Regions from separate parts of the Homo sapiens genome. Here regions 1 and 3 are each linked to region 2. A link is an interaction called in ENCODE POLR2A ChIA-PET data of the cell type or tissue named here. Cell type or tissue: CD4-positive, alpha-beta T cell. All regions are shown on one strand. Each heading gives the region's core, and the rest is flanking DNA. Links, peaks and the distances in the headings are about the cores only. Region 1 holds the start of TSC22D3 (TSC22 domain family member 3). Region 2 holds the start of PRPS1 (phosphoribosyl pyrophosphate synthetase 1). Region 3 holds the start of MID2 (midline 2).

Region 1 (6,003 bases), core at 416-5,415, 150 kb before region 2:
TTTCTGCAGCTAGACCATGAAGTCTTTGGGAGTTTGTCCTGTTTTGTTTACCTCTGAATCCCCACTTACACTATACCTGACACAGGACAAGCACACAGTGACTGTTGAATGAGTTCATCCAAGAAAGAGATGCCCCTTATACCCTCTTTCTGCTCCACCCAGAAAGCTACCAGCTCTGTCTGGAAGTGGGGGCCCCCCTCCGCTTTCTTAGTTTATGCAAAACGTTTTGCTGCTTGGAGTCTCTCCATCCAACGCAATATATGTCAGCAAAGCAAGGCTTCACAGAAGGGAGCCAAGGTGGCCCTGCCCAGTCAGCCTTCTCCTGAGGAGGTGTGCAATATGTCAATACAAGCTGGACTTGTATGCAAATACATACCAGCTCCTGAACTCTATCTCTGAACTATGTAGTTTTTTTATATCTCAATTATATTTACTCTTGATCAACCTGGATATAGTATGGAAAGCTGTACTGAATTATTAACAATACTGCTTGAGAGCAAGGACTACAACAAGGGAAATGTCAAGGGGACAGAATCTTGAGTTTAATGGTGCCAAATGCCAAGAAGGAAATACTTCTACCAGGGCCTCATCCCAAGGTTATGCACAAAGATAAAAGGACTCAGGCAAATATAGAAACAAAAGTCCCAGCAGTTCACAAAACACAACTTAAATAAACATTTATGGGTCTAATATATTTTGCTATAACGTTTAACATGAAATAATTATAAACAAGAGGAAAAAACATAAACACTGTAATTACAAAACAATTTAGTAGACTATAAGTCTACACAATGCAGATGAAATTTCATATTCTACTACCTCCTCTGGCTTTTACCCAAGAACATTTAAAAAAAAAAAAAGCGAAGAAGAAGAAAAAGGGAAATTAATACATCTAAAGGGTTTGCTTTTGAGAGGAGAAATAGAGACTCCTCAGCAGTCTGTTAGAACGAAAGGACCATACTCTCAGTTTTGCAGGTATGGTCAGTGACCCCCAGCACCTCTTTCACCTCTGACCTTGGGATCCTGTCAAGAGCGAGAAGTACGGCTTGTTTTTGGCTTTCCGGCTGCTACAGCATAGAGACCACAACCCCACCTCCATTTTCCCCAAGTTGCAGGGCACATATAGGACCCACAGGGCCTTGGGAATAAGAGTTACAATAGTTGGCCGCTCTTTGCTCTTAATCACAGGCCTGATGCTTGTGGTACCCGGAGGAAGTTTCAAATCTATGGAAGTCCAATCCGCAGGGACTCAGGCCAAGTGAAGCTCCACTAGAAAAAAGGGCGGCTCTGGCCCTAATTGGTGTTCCTGCCTATTAGCTGGAGCTCTCTTAGTGTAGGAGCGTGTTCCTGCCTATTAGCTTGGCCACAGAACTCTCTTAGTGTAGCAGCTCCGCCTCCTACACTTCTTCCCTGCTACTCTTGGAACCAACGCACTGTGGATTCCACCAGGAGGTACCTCTGGTGCCTCTCCGAGCTTCTGTGACGCAGGCAGAGAACGTTCAACGTCTTGGACACTAGATGGCAGTATATGCTGCTCTATTTCAAAGGCCAGACTTGTGAATGAAGGAGCCGATGCGGGGGTGGGGAGTACTGACTGAAATGTAAGTCAGTTTTACGTGAAAACTGAACGTCATGAAAAGTTTAGTTTTTTCAGACACTAATCGTTATTTAATCCTACACATTTAAAGTATTCCAAGTCTCTGAGTCCTGAGAAACCCTGGAAACCCACCACTTGCCCACCCAGAACATCCCTCCATCTTACAGAGCTGGGGCACGCCCCTCAGGCCTGTGAACATGCAATCGCTACATCTATTGAAAGGGTAACGACAGACGGAGATCAACTAAGGTGGCAGGTAAGGTTCAGAAAAGGAGAAGGACAACAAATTTGGAGAAATAGGAGAAGGTAAGTGAAGTGAGGAAAAAGAGGGGGTGCTGAAGTAAGAAATGAGGGGAAAATAAGGGAAATGGCGGGGGTAGGGGAGAGAAAAATGAGAGAAAAGAGGAAAGGGGAGAAAGGGGAAATGAGGAAATAGAGAAAAGGAGAAAAGAAATAAGGAAAGAAAGGTAAAAGAATGGAAATGGGGGAGAAAGTAGAGGAAATGGGTAAAGAAAAGAGAAAAAATAAGGGAAATAGTGGAATGAGTGGAAGCAGAAGAGCAGAGAGAAGGAAGGGGAGGACTGAGGAGAGACGGCGAAGGGGCAGAGGGAAACCGGGACAGAGACTGCCTCTGAGGGGTTCAGGGAAGAGAGGACACAGCGAGCTGGGGAAAGGAGGTGACGATATCGTTAAGTAAGCAGAAAGAGACAGAAACTGAGGAGAGTTTGAGCGTGCTTCTCTGAGTTTTGCTTACGGCATTTATTGGGTACTCCTAATGTGTGCCTGGCACTCTCTGACTCTCTGCAGAGGCAACCGCTCTCCTTGCACGCCCCCCCCCCAGAAAAAGGGGGGCTTTGGAGGGCGGCAGTTTAAGGCTACAACACTTGGGGCTCTCGAGGGCGTCGTCTCTTCTGTAGGGGGACCCATTCGAGGTGAGACTAGAGACATTTGCCCTCACGCCGAGCTCGAGCCCCGCGAGACCGGGCCACTGAGGGGGCACGGCAGCCCGGGTGGGCTGCGTGCGTATTTCTGGCGGAGGATGCGCCATGAGCGCTGAAAGAGCCTGAACCGAAGCGTCCGGCTCGCCGAGAGAGTGAGAGCCGGGCCGGCTCCCAGGAGCGCGGGCGAGGGTGCGAGCGGCAGCGTGGATGCCAGGGCACAAGGGTGCGGGCGGGGTGGGGCGAGGGGTGGAGGGACAGGATCCAGCCGCTCGGGGCCCCCGCCCGCCAGCCGGAGAAGTGGCGGAGGACCGTTCTCCGCCGTCCCCTCTAGGGTAATTTACATGCTGTCATATCCCAGTGCTGACTCCCGGGCGTGCAGACCGCTAACTAGCTCACTCGCTCTCAGCTCCTGCCACCGCTCAGCCGTCACAGCCCAGGGGAGCCCGAGAGCCTGAGAGCCTGCAAACCGGGGAGGGAGGGAGCAAAGGAGGGAGGGAGCAAGGGCGCGCCCTGGCTCTCCCTCTGCCCTGCTGCCCGCCCTTCCTGCCTCCACAGGTCCGCCCCAATCCCCGCTCACACTTGGGAAACTTGGGACTGCGCTGGGGCCGCGTGTGGCACCTCAGGGGGGCGGCCCCCGGCCTCAAGAGGAGGGGGAGGAGAAGGAGGAAGAGGAGGAAGTGAGCCCGAAGGATCCGCTCGGAGCTGTTTGTCCAGCTGTTTCTATTCGCACCCGGAGCAGTACAGCCAGAAGGGGGCCGAGCCGAAGGTGGCTGGCTTTAGGCGCTAATTTCCAACTCTTTTCCTCACAGCTTGTCTTTTCCAGGCACCCTGGAGTCCCCTCAGGCCAGCTCGGTGGGCGCGCACCTGCCAGCCGCCCCTGACCTCGCAGGCCAGGCGACCTCCGAGCCTGAGAAGATGGCCCAGTCCAAGCTCGATTGCCGCTCACCTGTCGGCCTCGACTGCTGCAACTGCTGCCTGGACCTGGCCCATCGGAGTGGGCTCCAGCGAGGCAGCAGCGGGGAGAACAACAACCCGGGCAGCCCTACAGTGAGCAACTTTCGGCAGCTGCAGGAAAAGCTGGTCTTTGAGAACCTCAATACCGACAAGCTCAACAGCATAATGCGGCAGGATTCGCTAGAGCCGGTGCTGCGGGACCCCTGCTACCTGATCAACGAGGGCATCTGCAACCGCAACATCGACCAGACCATGCTCTCCATCCTGCTCTTCTTCCACAGGTGGGTGGCTCGGCACACGGCGGCAACTCGGTCCTTGCTCCCACCAGCCTCTGCTGCACCCTCATCTCTGGCAAAAGGGGCAACTAGGAAGTTCAGGAGGGGTACTGGGGAGGTCTGACTCAGGCTACAGTGACTGGACCTTGAGGTTGCCTGGAGTACCGCGGAGCTGAGGGGAGGACTGGCAGGTGCAAGCCCTATTCTGAAAGCTGCCTGCAAAGGCTTTCTGATGGGGACGCTGGGGCCTAGAAGGTGGGCAGACCCCAGATGGTTTGGAGGTAGCTGAAAGTACCCGCTCCTCAAATGCATACATTTCCATAGCCCCTTTGGAGATTCTGCCATGGGGTCTTCTTGAGTTCCAAGTTCTACCCTTCTCAAAAGCCCATCTCAAATGTGCAAAATCAGATTGAAACTACAAGGGCTTTAAAATTACTGAGTGCCCCTGACTGACAGTGAGGGCAAGCAAAATGTCAAGACAAATTAAACTGCTGGTGGTAGGAGAGGGAGATGGGGAGGGGAAAATTTTTAAAAATCAGAGACTTGTGAGAATTTCTTGAGCCTCTGGATGGGAGGGATTCGCCTCCTCCATGGATCACAGCGTTAAATTTCAAATGTAAGCTAAGCGCAACCCCAGAGAGCACCCTAGGACATCTTGAGTGCCTCAAGAACTATGTGTGGCAGGAGGGCGGATGAATCCATGTCGTTGCAGGCGTGTATTGGTGTACCGGTCAAGCTTTCTAGAAATCCTGCTGGGGAGGCAAGGAGAGGACAAGGGAGGGAAAAAACACAATGGGAAGACCCAAGGCAGCTGCTGTCCTTCAGTTTGAGACACTCTGGCAAGAACCAGTCTCTGGGAACAACTGAGGCAATTTAGAGGCAGGGCAGACAACATCAGGAAACCCAGCCATGGATTTAGTGTCCTTAGCGCCATCAGGATAGGGCACCAACATGTGTGTGTGAGTGTATAAGCGAGGATTTATTCTTGCTCAACAACACAGGTTATGTAAGAGAAAGACATCGCCACTGTGGGAGACCTGGGTTGTAGTACAAGTTATGGCTTCACCTGTTTGTATGAGCCTGAGCAAGTCGCCTGACCTCTCTAGTCTCTCCAAGGTTCCTTTTAGCTCTGAGATTCTAGGCTGTAGGCAGGCGATGTGCCCAGACAAAGTGATAAGAAATTCTGAGCACCTACAAAATATTTAGAATGCAAGCAGGCTCAAATAGGAAATTTTAAAAGCAATCGAGAAAGGCAGGCGCTATTCTCACTTAATGCTAAGAGCAGGTTTGCCTCCCTTGCCCCAAGACAAATCCACCATCGCCTCCCGCTCAGCCCAGCCCCAGTGATTCTGGGCAAGACAAGCAGGGCCGCTAACCTCGTTAGTGTTATTATAACAAGTCGTATTCCTCGGGCATTTTCGACACCATTGAAGCCCTTTCTCATCTATTATTTCACTTTAGGCATCAAATTATCTCATTGTCTAAAATAAACCAGGCTGAATTTTTAAAAATAATAAAATAAAATAAACCAGGCTGCGGGCAGAAAGGTTTCGAGGGAATCTTCATTTCTAGTGAAAGATTACTACAAGTGTATTCAGCCCACAGACGTTGAAATCCTGCCAAGCGAAAGCCCTAACAGGCTCCTAAGGATCCCGCCTGTCTCTGTTGGAGAGTGGCAGTGGGGGAGGGGTAGTAGAAAAACCTGGAAAGAGCGCTTGTAGCATTTGCATTTGTTCAACTGGGAGAGAAACTGCCACTCCAGGCTTTAGGAAAGTGTGAGAGGGGGCGCCTCTTCTGGTTCTGGCCCTAGGAGGGTCAAACCTGGGTGAGGGAAGTGTGAGGCTAAAAGCCTGAGATCAAAGTGTTTCCTTCTGCCACACCTCGGGAGCATCCTGGTTGTTTGGGTTTGTGGAAAGGGAATACCTCCTTTGTCATCTACTCCACTAATACGAGTTTATTGACTCTTGGTTTTAGGCAAAGCCTGGAAATGCTACAGGGTGGAGATGTAGTGGGGTGGCATTATAGGTATTGGTTGAGGGAGAAGCGCAAATTGTAGGAAAGGTTTGTGTGAGCACCCTGCCTCCTTCGATCAGAGCAACTCACTCAGCGTTCAAAACCAGTGAGGAGCTAACCAGCAAGCTCTCAGGCTTCGCTAAGGCTGGGAATAACAGGGTCCTGTGGTAACAGTCTTATAGTTCTAAGAGGACAAAGTATTCTCTTGCTTTTATTTATTTTT
Region 2 (6,003 bases), core at 602-5,601:
GGTCAGAAATGATAATGTGACATTTATGTCAGGTGGCAGAATTAAGAGGCATATCTTCTCCCTTCCGTGTTCTAAATTTTCCACATTTTCTGCAATATTATCACCACCCCTTCTTGTCAACATTTACTGTTGTACTTATTATGTTTTGGACAAGATCCTAAGAACTTTACTTCTATCTCATTTAATCCTCATAACAACAGTATGGGTAGGTACTACTTTACAGATTAGATTATTGGGGCAAAGAAAGGTTAAGGATTCAGATCCAAGTTCTCTGATTTCAGCACTTTTAACACCCACCCCCTCCGTGTGTGTGTGTGTGTGTGTGTGTGTGTGTGTGTGTTTCCTAAATAACCAGACAGCCAAGGATGATCCTTATGTTAGAAGAAAAGCTACTCTGCTCAAGAGAGCATCAACCAAGAGTCACCTGGGGGAGCAGTTATAGGGAGCAGTTACCATTTCTTCAGTATAGGAAAAACAAAGATAGGGGGAACTCCATAAAAAAAAATGTGATTATGTTCAATGAAGATTTCAGAATATCTAGGAAACAAGAAGCTAATGATTAAGCCAGAAACAAGAAAATCTAACCAGTCAGCAATTATCCATGTTGGACTTAATAGAAATCAATCAGTAGAAAACTAAGTTGTCCTCCCCCTCTCCTCTCCCAATATAGCCTCAGGTTCTGGGGTGCTGCATTATGCAGAGGGCAGAAGGATTAACACAAGGAGAAAATAAAGCTTTCATGCCTTCACATTTTTCCTAGACGCATAGGAAAAGGATTAAATATCCACAGGGGCCAAAGAAAACCTCTAAATGAAAAACATTCTTGTCCCCTAACTATATTGCCAATCACAAAGTCTAGTCCTGTTTTGTATTCTTTATTAAGGCCCATGAGCCATAATGGTTTGGAAAAATCTAAAGACAGCAGTTTGTAAGCCTCTTTTAACTAAGGTATTGCCTGGTTACAGATGGCAATGTTTACACTATCATTTGCATCACAATCAGTAGCACAATAATTCGGGAAGAAGCTGTCCATTATCGGTGACATTACTTTATCAGCTGGGTCTAAAAGAGATAAGGCGAGTTAAACTTGGAAATCAGTCCAAAGAAAGCAAAAAAGTAAGCAAAAACATTTAGGAAAAAATATTCGAAATATTCTTATCTGATTATTAGGTGAAAACTTTCCCCTTAACAAATCTGTAAGATTGTGGGCAGGGCTCTGATTTAATCGATAGGGTAACAATAAAATACAAATTACACCTATCAGAAACTAAAGATCCCACACTTAGGTGGAAGGGGCACTGAAATAATCAGGTAACCAAGTCATCTCTAAAACAGTCCCATGGTGCCGGTAGAGGGTGTAAGTCGGAGTCGAGGAAGCAAGTTTTACTGGCAAGGCAATGGAAAAAACGCAAGTTGCAATGCACTGTCCAATCCTAGTCTTCCACTACATTGCCTGTCCTCAATTATCTTTAACATTCAGGTATAAAATTGTTTCCTAAATTCCCTACACAGAGCTTAAAGAAGGAGCCAAGTCCAGGATGGACTCGGTTACTGAAAAATACGCTTTTGCATTATCTGTACCACTAGCTGCACTGGGGAAGGTCAAACATTCCAGAATTGAGATTTCCAAGATTTTTTGGATGGCTCAAGCTGAGATGCTGGCTATCAAGGATGCAGAGTCAACGCATCACTTTAACAAATCAACTAGATTTATGGCTCCAATTACTCAGGTAGATGATTCATAAGATGAGAAAAGCCAACGCTTGCTGATCTAAGGGAAGTCGTAATAATTTTGGCGCCTGCAGTATATAATGTCAGTTTCCCTCAACACCAAGCCGAACGGACCAACACCATTTCGAATCAAAAAGCTGCTTATTGGACTCTAGGAAAAGAAAGACCAGGAGAGCTCAGTACGCAGGTAGGCTCTCTAAATGCAAGCTAGTCTAAGAGCTGAAGCAACCCAGTCCAGCCTGGGTGGCTCAACAGCAAAGCCAAGCCACGTGTCCCTACCGCCCTGGCTAAGCGTCGGTCCCCTCTCGTCGCTCTATGCAGCCACTATCTATTGGGTCCCCCAGCCCTTGCCCTCAAACGCAGAAGCTTCGCCTCACACTCCATCTTTTGACTCCACCCCACCGCACGGTAAGAATGAACGTGACCCTCCCGCGAGAGGTAAAATAACGGAAACAGCCCGTGGGGTAGGCTAGTCACAGAGCTGCACCCTCTCCCCCCAACCCCCAGTCTGTTTGAGCTCAAGCGGCGACCCCATCCCTCCTATACTCTGCCGCCTGGGCAGGTGAGGTCTAGTCAGGGTCCCAACTTGGTCCTTACCAGGTCTCCTGGTTGCTGAATTTCTTAGTCACCACCTTGCCTAGCTCCAGGCCCAGGCGGTCAGCAATTTTCTGAGATAAGTCCTGGTGGGAGCTGCCGCTGAAGATTTTGATATTCGGCATCCTGGCCAACTACCCTAAGCACTCCACTAAGCGATCACGGCTGCTGCAGAGACCGGAACCGAAGTCGGCCACAGACTCAATACCAAGCGCTTTGCGTTGCTACTCCGCCATCTTACATTCCCGCCCGGCGCGCGGCTCTAAATTACCCAAAGCGGCGGAGGTGGGGTCAGCGGCGAAGTCCACACCCCGCTGGCAACGATTAGCTAAGAGGGAGCGAAGGGCGGGGTTTGGTCCTCGGTGTAGCTCTGCCTCCTTCCGATTCTCTCAGGTATTGGGTGAAGAGCATGAACGGGGGCGAGACTAACCCATAGCCCGGCCCCCTGTAGCTAGGCTGTTGGGGACAGGAGACGTTGGACTGGGGGTGGAGGGATGCTGGTGACGTCTGAGGCCAGATCGTTCCCGCTAGCGGGAAATCAACCATGCCTGCTTTTTTATTTCCCCTCCCTCAGCGCAGGAAAGTAAGTCTGGCTCTGGTTTACAGTTTCCTTTAAGAAAATCTGTTTATCAGGATGACAGCCACGAGTTTGCATGTTTCTGAACACATTTTTTATCTCTTTATAAGGATGGGGCTGAATTAAAACACTTTTACATCACAGACGTGCATGCAAGGAGTTTGCTTGCCCATTGTAATTGCAGTGTCGCCTTTGCCTGCAAGACAGTTTACATGGGGGAAGTGACTGAAGGCATGCCACCTGAATCATCCAAGAGACACTGCAAGAGAAAGTTGTTTTGTTTCTAGTGCTGGAACCAAGTATGTTGAAACAAGTGAAGGAAGATGGATTTTCCAAACTATCTGGACAATAAAGATCTAACTTTTATAGCCCTCGGAAAGGAAAGAAAGTATAGTGTTCTATGGGACTTCAGATAAAGAGCCCTGAAGGGATTTGAAAAAACCTGGGTTTTAGTCCTGTCTGCCTCATGTAAGCCTCAATGTCATCAGCTACATGTTGCTAATGTGGCCTTTTACACCATGTTTTATTATTTTTATAGCGATACTTGTTAATTGGACCTAAGTGAGCCTTTATTCTTGCACCATGTTTCCATTAAGCATATTTTAAGCATGGGTTAGGAGAAGATAAAAATCATACAATTCTGGAATCAAAAGTGACCATAGTGCTCATAACTACCAAATGTAAAAATAGAAGGGACCTCAGAGATCATATAGTCGTTTTACATATGATAAAACTGAGATGGAGGTGGGAGAGGGATTTATCTAAGTGGCAAAGGCAGAAAATACTCAAAGCAGCATCCTGTCTTTGTCTTACTGCTATTTTCAGCAGTGTCCATGGAGGACTTCTCCTTCTGACCTTTTTTGCACTTTTACAAGCTCAGAAATTTAATGTAGGCCCATGTATATAGGAATACTTGGAGAAGGAAGTAAACTGCAAGGCAGAATATTAGTAGTCTTCCATCATAGGCCATTCATCAAATATTTACTGAGTGTTCTATTGCATGCAAGGCAGTGTGCAAGGCGTTGAGGGGACTACAAAGTATTTGCCCCAAGGGATTCGTTCATTCAATAAATATTTAGTGAACATTCTTTATGTGCTAGGCCCTGTGTATTGGCACAAGAATACATTAGTAAACAATTAAAAATACCCTGCTGTCATGGAGTTTACATTCTCAAACAATAAACATGTAAATAAGCAAAATGCATAGTATGTCAAATGGCAATAAGTGTTGTGGAAAAAAAAATCAGGCAAGGAAAGTGGGATAATGTGCCAGAGTGTAGAGGAGAGGAGTACAATTTTAAGTAGGGTGGTCAGAGAAGACCTGTCTTGGAAGGTAACATTTGGGCAAAGACCTGAAGGAGGAAAAAAAAAACAAAAAAATGAGCCATGTTGATATCTCGATAAGCAAAGAGAACAGAAAGGGCAAATACCCTAAGGCAGATGTATCTCGCTTGTTTGAGGAATACCAATGCGGGACGAGTGTTGTGTGGTGGAGGTGGAATGTATCTATAAGAGAAAAGGAGGAAAGTGAGGTCAATGAGATAAGAGTGATTGGAGGCCGGCCAGGCACGGTAGCTCACGCCTGTAATCCCAGCACTCAGGGTGGCCGAGGTGGGCGGATCACTTGAGCTCAGGAGTTCAAGACCAGCCTGGGCAACGTGGCGAAACCTCGTCTCTACAAAAAATACAAAAATTAGCCAGGCGTGGTGGTGGGCACCTGTAGTCCCACTGAGGCAAGAGAATCACTTGAACTTGGGAGGCAGAGGTTGCAGCAGTGAGCGGAGATCGCACCACTGCACTCCAGCCTGGGCGACAGAGTGAGATTCTGTCTAAACAAAACAAAACAAAACAGTGATTGGGGGACTCAGGTGGGCACGATGGCTCATGTCTGTAATCCCAGTACTTTGGGAGGCCGAGGCGGGCGGATCACTCGAGCTCAGGATTTGCAGACCAGCCTGGGCAACATGGCAAAACCTTATCTCTACAAAAAATACAAAAATTAGCTGGGCATGGTGGCAAGCACCTGTAGTCCCAGCTTCTGGGGAGGCTGAAATGAGAGGATCACTTGAGCCTGGGAGGCAGAGATTGCAGTAAGCCGAGATCGCGCCACTGCCCTCCAGCCTGGGTGACAGAGAGAGACCCTGTCTCCAAAAAAAAAAAAAAAAAGGGATTGTGGGGAGAGTGCTGATCATGCAGAACCTTATAGGTTATTTTAGGGGTTTTTGCTTTAACTGAGTAAGAATTTTTAGCAAAGAGTGACATAATCTAACTTCCCTTTTAAAAAGATCACCCCAGCTACTGAGAACAGAGTGTAGGAGGCAAGATAGGAAGCAGGAAGACCGATTAGGAGTTAACTTCCAAAGAAAGTTGATAAGACATTTATACAAATAATTACAAAGCACAGACAATGTAATACGCTACCATAGAGAAGCCTGTGCTTGGATAATGTGGAGGCTGCTGTAACAAGGAGACTCTAAAATATAGCGGCTTTAGTAAGACAAATTATTTCTCTCTTGCATAACAGGCTGGCTGGTCTAAGCCAGTGGGATGATTCTGCTCCATGCTAGGTCATGGACACATCCACATTCTAGCTCAGAGAAGAGGTCTAGGCAAGGGATTTCCTTTTAAGCAAGTGAGATGAAATTTATCCATCCCACTTTCTCTCACATCCCTTTGGCAAGAGCTCAGTCACAATTCGCACCTAACTGCAAGAAAGACTAGGAAATGTTTTGTTAGGTGGCCCTGTTCCCAGAAAGAAGAGAGAATGAATTTTGGGTATGCAACTAGAAGTCTCCCATAAGGCCCAAACAAAATGCTCTGCAGGTCCAGAGGTAGAAGATATCACCTCTGCATGGAGTATCCTGGGAAATATTTTTGGAGGTAGAAGCACATGAACTAGGCCTTGATTGATGAGTAGGGTTTTGACAGGCAATGATTGAGAGGAGGTGGATCTCCCAGGCAGGAAGAAAAGATGAGGAAGCAGAGAGAGGTTTTGAAGAAGAGAAAATAGTTTAGTTTTGCTGGAATATCAAGTACCATATTGGGACTTCATTCCGCAGGCAATAGGAAGCCATTGACTGTTCTGGAGTAAGAGCATGACA
Region 3 (6,003 bases), core at 675-5,674, 200 kb before region 2:
TAGAAATGATTCAAGCCTCAACTTAAATTGATCATTATTACTCTGTATGCCTAGTTGCATGTATGTTTTCATTCAGTTGAACATGTATTGGAGAAAAACCAGATTTAGGACCTACGTACAATGATACGATTTGGCTCTGGGGGTGGGAAGCTAAAGGTTTTCAGTAAGCTAAGATTCCTGCTTACACCCAGTCAATCCACTAACTCAGTAAAAGGTAAAGGAAGTGCTTTCTTTGAAAAGTATAATGTTGGCTGGGTGTGGTGGCTCACACCTGTAATCCCAACACTTGGACTTGGCAGGTGGATCCCTTAAGCTCAGGAGTTTGAGACCAGACTGGGAAACATGGTGAATCCTGTCTCTACAAAATATTCAAAAATTAGCCGGGTGTGATGGTGTGTGCCTATAGTCCCAGCTACTAAGGAAGCTGAGATGGGAGGATTGCTTGAGCCAGAGAGGTCAAGACTGCAGCAAGCCATGATCACACCACTGCACTCCAGCCTGGGTGACAGAGCGAGACTTCGTCTCAAAGGAAAAAAAAAGTATAATGCTGAGGGTTTACAGAACCCTTTCATCTTCAAAGGACCAAGTCAAGACTAACAATACCCAGTACACAATATTATAGCTTTTACACAAGTGCACCAACTATGAAAGAAAAGTCATAGGAATGTCCTAAAGCCATAAGCCAATGTATCATCATATTTGGGATGAACTCTGATCTTCTTGACTCCTGGACCTGTGTTTTAACCACTACATTAGCTATTCTTGCATTGCCTTAAAGAAATACCTGAAACTGGGTAATTTATAAATAAAAGAGGTAGGCTGGGCATTGTCGCTCTCGCCTGTAATCCCAGCACTTGGCGAGGCCCTCAGACAGCTTGACCTCAGGAGTTCCAGACCAACCTGGGCAACATGGCAAAACGCCATCTCTACAAAAAATACAAAAATTAGCTGGGTGTGGTGGCATGCACCTGTGTTCCCAACTACTTGAGATGCTGAGGGAGAAGGATTGCTTAAGCCCGAGAGGTGGAGGCTGCAGTGAGCTGTGAATGTGACACTGCACTCCAGCCTGGGTAACAAAGCAAGACCCTGTCTCAAAAAAAAAAAAAAAAAAAGAAAAGAAAGAAAGAAAAGAAAAGAAAAGAGGTTTAATTGGGTCATGGTTCTGCAGGCTGTACAGGAAGTGTGATGCCAGCATCTGCTTCTAGGGAGGACTCAGGAAGCTTACAATCATGGAGGGAGGCGAATGGGGAGCAGGAGATTCTCACACGGTGTGAGCAGAAGCAAGGGAGAAAGAGAGCTGGGGGGAAGTGCCACACACTTTTAAACGACCAGATCTCAGGAGAGATTACTCACTATCACAAGGACTCACAGTCAACCAAGGTGATGGTGCTAAACCATTCATGAGAAATCTGTTCCCATGACGCAGTCACCTCCCATCAGGCCCCACCTCCAACACTGGGGATTACATTTGTACATAAGATTTGGGCAGGGATAAATATCCAAACTATAACAAACACATAAATCAAGTTGTGAGGAGCAACCAGGAAAAATCTAATTCACATTACATATCCATGTTAAGTTCATTGATTGGGCAAGAATATATAAAAATAGCAAAGACAGTTTCTCCCTCAGTACAGTCATGAGAGGAGACAGACAGGGGGATGTGAGGGTCGGGGGTGGGCAGGGGGAAGCTAACCATCTGGGGTACAATGAAACCACTCCCCAAACAGAAGAAAAGTAGGGGAGGAGAACTCCCTATTCAGCAACTCCCTTCTATTGGAATATTGCCAGAGAACTGATTAGAGTACTGGGACGGAGCAGAATGGGGTTAAAGGCAGCCCTTCTGGCCCAACTTGAGAATCAGAGGGATCAACCCACACACAGTACTTCTCTATTTAGTTTCCAATATATTCCTTTATAAGGGCTCATCCTCAGAGACACACAACCATCACCATCTATCCGCCCCACACTCAGAAATCCTCAAAAAGGCAAAGTGGTTGAGAAGTAAGATGCTGCATGGCTGGGAGGCTGGGAGTGCACACGTTGATGGGGAAAGGCTGGGGTCCAAGGGGCTCTGCTGGGGGATTTGGGTAGGCAAGTAAGCGTTGTGACATAGGAAGGTGAGTGATCCTGAAAACGGGTAGGGGACCGTGGAAGAGAGAAAGTAAAGAGTACAACGACTGCAGGATTTCAATTTCCTGCTCTAAGAAGAAACACCTCTGAAAAATAATGTGCAACACACGAAGTGCTAAGTAACCTAAACCTTATCATCACCAGTAATGTTTCTGTAAATCTACTCCGCCGTTATTTACTTAATTCTTACAAGGCAGGAATGGAAAATCCCCACTCTCCCTGGTTGCGTCGCAGTCTGTCCTGTGGACATATGTAAGTTTTCCCTCTCCCCCACAGAGCTGATTTCACAGCTAGGCCAGAAATAAGGAACCATCCAGACGGAGACTCGAGGATCGCTCCCTGGCAGAAAAGGGATTAAGTTTCACCGGGCCTCCCCGCCGGCAGGGCGTCCGCAGCCACGCCGGCTGCTGCGACAGCACCGCCCGGCAGACGGCCGGCCAAGGGGCGACGCCTGGGCCGAGGAGGCTGCCGGCTGCGGGAGCGTGGGAAGGCGGCCGTGCCCTTTCCCAGACTCGCGCCCAGGCGCCGGGGGATTCGCTCGACTGCCCGCGCCGGGCCCGGCCAGGCTGCGCAGAGGCCTCGGCCGCCCCCGCCCCGCACCCCGGAGTGCAAACTCCGTCCCAGGAGGGCAGTGGCAGGAACCCGGGCCCCAACAGCATGACTGAGAGCCGGAGCTGAGCTGGGGCCCCCGTCGCCGTTTCGAGCCTCGCGGGCCCCATCACCCTGCCTCGCCGAGCCGGAGAGCCCTCGGCCAACGCCGGGCCCCGGCGGCACCTGAAAAGCGGCCGGAGCCGGAGACTAGCCCTGCGAGGGCTACGACGCTCGACCTCCAGGGCCGCGGCGAGGGGGCGCGTTTTACCCATAGCGTTCCCAGGTGCCAGCCATCTCCTCCGCTCGCTCGAGGGCGCTGGGCTCTCGTCTGCCTCCGCAGCGGGTTGGCTCGGGCTCCGGCGCGAGCTCCCGGGCCCCGGTCGCCGCCGCCGCCGCTACCACTGTAGGCCGCCGCCCGCCTTCGCCGCCGCTGCCGCTACCGTCGCCGACGCCGCGCAGCAGCCGGGATCCGCCAGCCCGCGCGCCCCGCAGGGGACAGCACGGCGGCCGCGATGCTACCGCAGCTGGGCCTCCCGAGCTAAACTTAAGAGTTTTCGCCCCTCAGTCCAGGGGCAGCACCATGACACCACGGCAGCACCACACTGTCATTTCCGCCGCCGCAGAGGAAAAAAAAGGCAATCCCTTCCAAAAGGGAGGCGGAGTGGGGGCAAACGGGGCTGGGGCTGACACCCCAAGGGAGCACTGGGAAGGGCCCAAGAAGAAGGGGTGCTCGGCCACCTTCCCAGGCTCACCTTCCGCCGCCCCCGCCACTCCCAGCTCCCCCAGCCCTTCCTCTGGAGGCACGTTTACATGTCTTCTCCCCTGGCAGGAGTGACCGGAGAAACCTGAGCAAGCAAAGGCAGCCGGTGGGTGGGGCTCGGGTTACTACTGTACCTACCAGCTGATTCCAGCAGCCTTTTCTCCAGCGCCCTGTCATCTTGAAGGAAGACACACCGAGAGGGACCCGGACGGGTGTGCGTGTGTGTGTGTATGGTGTGTATGTGCGTGTGTGTGTGTGTGACAGAGCGACAGAGATAGCTAAATGTGTGTGAAATGCAGAAGGAAGGCTATGGCTAAACTCTTCTCCCACTCCCCAATCCCCCTGTCCCCCAACCCCACAAACCCCCAGGTTAGAACAAGAAAGAGGCCTTTGCAACGGGTAATAAGAAGAGAGAGCCGGGTCCACCGCAGAGATCCTCCCTATGAAGCTGCTCTATGCAAAGTTAACTACAGAGTAAAACAAAAATAGTGGAGGAGATAGAAAAGGGCAGACAATTGAAGGAAACCGAACCTCTCTTTCTTTTTACAAAAAAAGAATGGCTGTGTTTTATTGGCCTCGGGCAGAAGTTGTGGAGGTGGATTAAAACCATCAAAAGAAAAAAAAAAGTAGGATTTTTCTTGTACCTTCAAATTGTTGACCAGTAAAACAAGAGGGTCGTTACCACATGGACAATGAGGCAGATGCTAGCTATCCAGCTATTCCAGGTCCCTAATAAGCTAATTGGTCCATTTGGAATCCAGCATCCTCCCATTGGTCTGGAATCAGCCTGTTTGCTGACCTGTCATTGGCTCAGAGACCACCACCCGACTCAAAAGGTGGATGGGAGAGGGAAAGAGCAGGAAGCCCCATAAGAGACTCTGTTTCTAACTTGGGGCAAAAAGGGAGAAGAAGGGGAAAGAAATGAGAAAATGGGAAGACTCACCCCAGCACACACACACACACGCCTCCCATCATTGTGCATAGGAACAAGTCCAGAAAAATTGAGGTATCTCTTGGTATATCCCTTCAGGGAACCAATAGTAATCAGTCAACACTCCTGTTAAACAATGTGCTAGAGAGCACTGAGGTGGAAACCAAGACAAAAGTCACAACCAGGCTCTCCTGATGAAAGTCTGGCCCCTAAGAGAAGTAAAAGTTAGTGAGTCACACTTAAAGCACAGGCAACAAAAGCAAAAATAGGTAAATGGGACCATAAAACTTTCAAACATCTGCACAGGAAAGGACACAATCAACAGAGTGAAAAAGCAACCTACAAAATGATAGAAAATATTTGCAAACCATATATCGGATAATGTGCTAATATCCAGAATGTATAAAGAACTTCTATAGCTCAATTAAAAAAAAAACTCTTAAAAGTGGACAAAAGACTTGAATAGACATTTCTCCAACGAAGATATACAAGTGGCCAACAGGCATATGCAAAGATGATCCACATCACTAATTGTTAGGGAAATGCAAATCAAACCCCAATGAAATATCACTTCACATCCATTAGGATGGTCACACACACACACACACACACACACACACACACACAAAACAAACACACAGGAAAATACGGCAAGGTGTGGTTCACACTTGTAATCCCAGCTACTCAGGAGGGGATGCTGAGGCAAGAGAGTCACTTGAGACCAGCAGTTAGAGATCAGCCTGGGTAACATGAATAGAACGTGTCTCTACAAAAAATAAAATTAGAACAGAAAATAATAAGTGTTAAGGTTGTGGAGAGATTGGAACCCTTGCACACTATTGTAAAAAGGTACAGCCACTATGCAAGGGAATGTAAACTGGTGTAGCTGCTATGGAAAATAGTATGGAGGTTCCTCAAAAAATTAAAAATAGAACTACTATATGATTAAACAATCTTACTTCTAGATATATATCCAAGCAAATAGAAAACAGGATCTCAAAAAGATACTGGCAAACCCACGCTTACAGCAGCATCATTCAAGAGGCAGAAGCAAATTTAATGTCCATCAAGAGATGAATAGATAAAGAAAATATGGTATATATACACAAGGGCATATTATTCAGTTTCAAAAAAAGAAGGAAATCCTGTCACATGTTACAAAGTTGATGAACCTTGAGGACATTATGCTAAGTGAAATAAGCCAGTCACAAAAAGACAAATATTCCATGATTCTACTTATATGACTGTCTAAAATAGTCAACTCATAGAAACAGAAAGTAGAATGCTGGTTGTCAGGGACTGCGAGGAGGGAAAAGGAAAGAGTTGTTCAGTGGGTGTGGAATTTCAGTCATGCAGGATGAGGGGGATGTTCTGGGGATCTGTTGCACAACAATATGCATGTGGTTGACAATATTGTACTGTACACTTGAAAATTGTTGGAAGGATGAAGTTTATGTTATGTGGTTTTTGGCACAAAAAATTATTTTTTTAAAAGTTAATGAGTCAGAAGTCTGCTGAATCCAGCCTGATAGAAGAGGGGATAAATAAGATATGTAGTCATTAAAATAATTACATATATGCATTTGTA

What was found. Peaks named below come from ENCODE experiments on the same cell type or tissue, not always from the same donor. Only the 100,000 strongest peaks of a DNase experiment are listed, where the experiment ranks them.
Region 1: POLR2A ChIA-PET joins it to region 2 with 18 read pairs; 12 of 35 experiments call an interaction of 5 or more read pairs at or near these places.
Region 3: POLR2A ChIA-PET joins it to region 2 with 25 read pairs; 6 of 35 experiments call an interaction of 5 or more read pairs at or near these places.

The regions. Positions count from the first base shown.
Region 1 is chrX:107,772,870-107,778,872 of GRCh38, reverse strand. TSC22D3 (TSC22 domain family member 3) reads left to right here and starts at 3,086. Exons shown (of 3, transcript NM_198057.3): 1 at 3,086-3,773. The coding sequence starts at 3,454. NCBP2L (nuclear cap binding protein subunit 2 like) reads right to left here and starts at 1,140. Exons shown (of 2, transcript NM_001348372.2): 1 at 1,015-1,140. RefSeq lists silencers at 2,747-2,806, 2,780-3,074 and enhancers at 2,837-2,886, 3,163-3,739, 3,740-4,317. In CD4-positive, alpha-beta T cell, for the core only: a CTCF peak has its summit at 1,547 (motif pointing right); DNase peaks (open chromatin) are centred at 1,552, 2,442 and 2,932; H3K4me3 peaks cover 2,574 bases.
Region 2 is chrX:107,625,076-107,631,078 of GRCh38, reverse strand. It overlaps PRPS1 (phosphoribosyl pyrophosphate synthetase 1), which reads right to left and starts at 2,569. Exons shown (of 7, transcript NM_002764.4): 1 at 2,329-2,569. The coding sequence starts at 2,450. RefSeq lists a silencer at 2,682-2,731. In CD4-positive, alpha-beta T cell, for the core only: no CTCF peak of the experiment used is centred there; DNase peaks (open chromatin) are centred at 1,358, 2,138 and 2,688; H3K4me3 peaks cover 2,596 bases; H3K27ac peaks cover 1,178 bases.
Region 3 is chrX:107,823,420-107,829,422 of GRCh38, reverse strand. It overlaps MID2 (midline 2), which reads right to left and starts at 3,557. Exons shown (of 10, transcript NM_012216.4): 1 at 2,993-3,557. The coding sequence starts at 2,996. RefSeq lists silencers at 2,740-2,789, 2,950-3,139. In CD4-positive, alpha-beta T cell, for the core only: no CTCF peak of the experiment used is centred there; DNase peaks (open chromatin) are centred at 2,452, 3,152, 3,302 and 3,602; H3K4me3 peaks cover 1,826 bases; H3K27ac peaks cover 562 bases.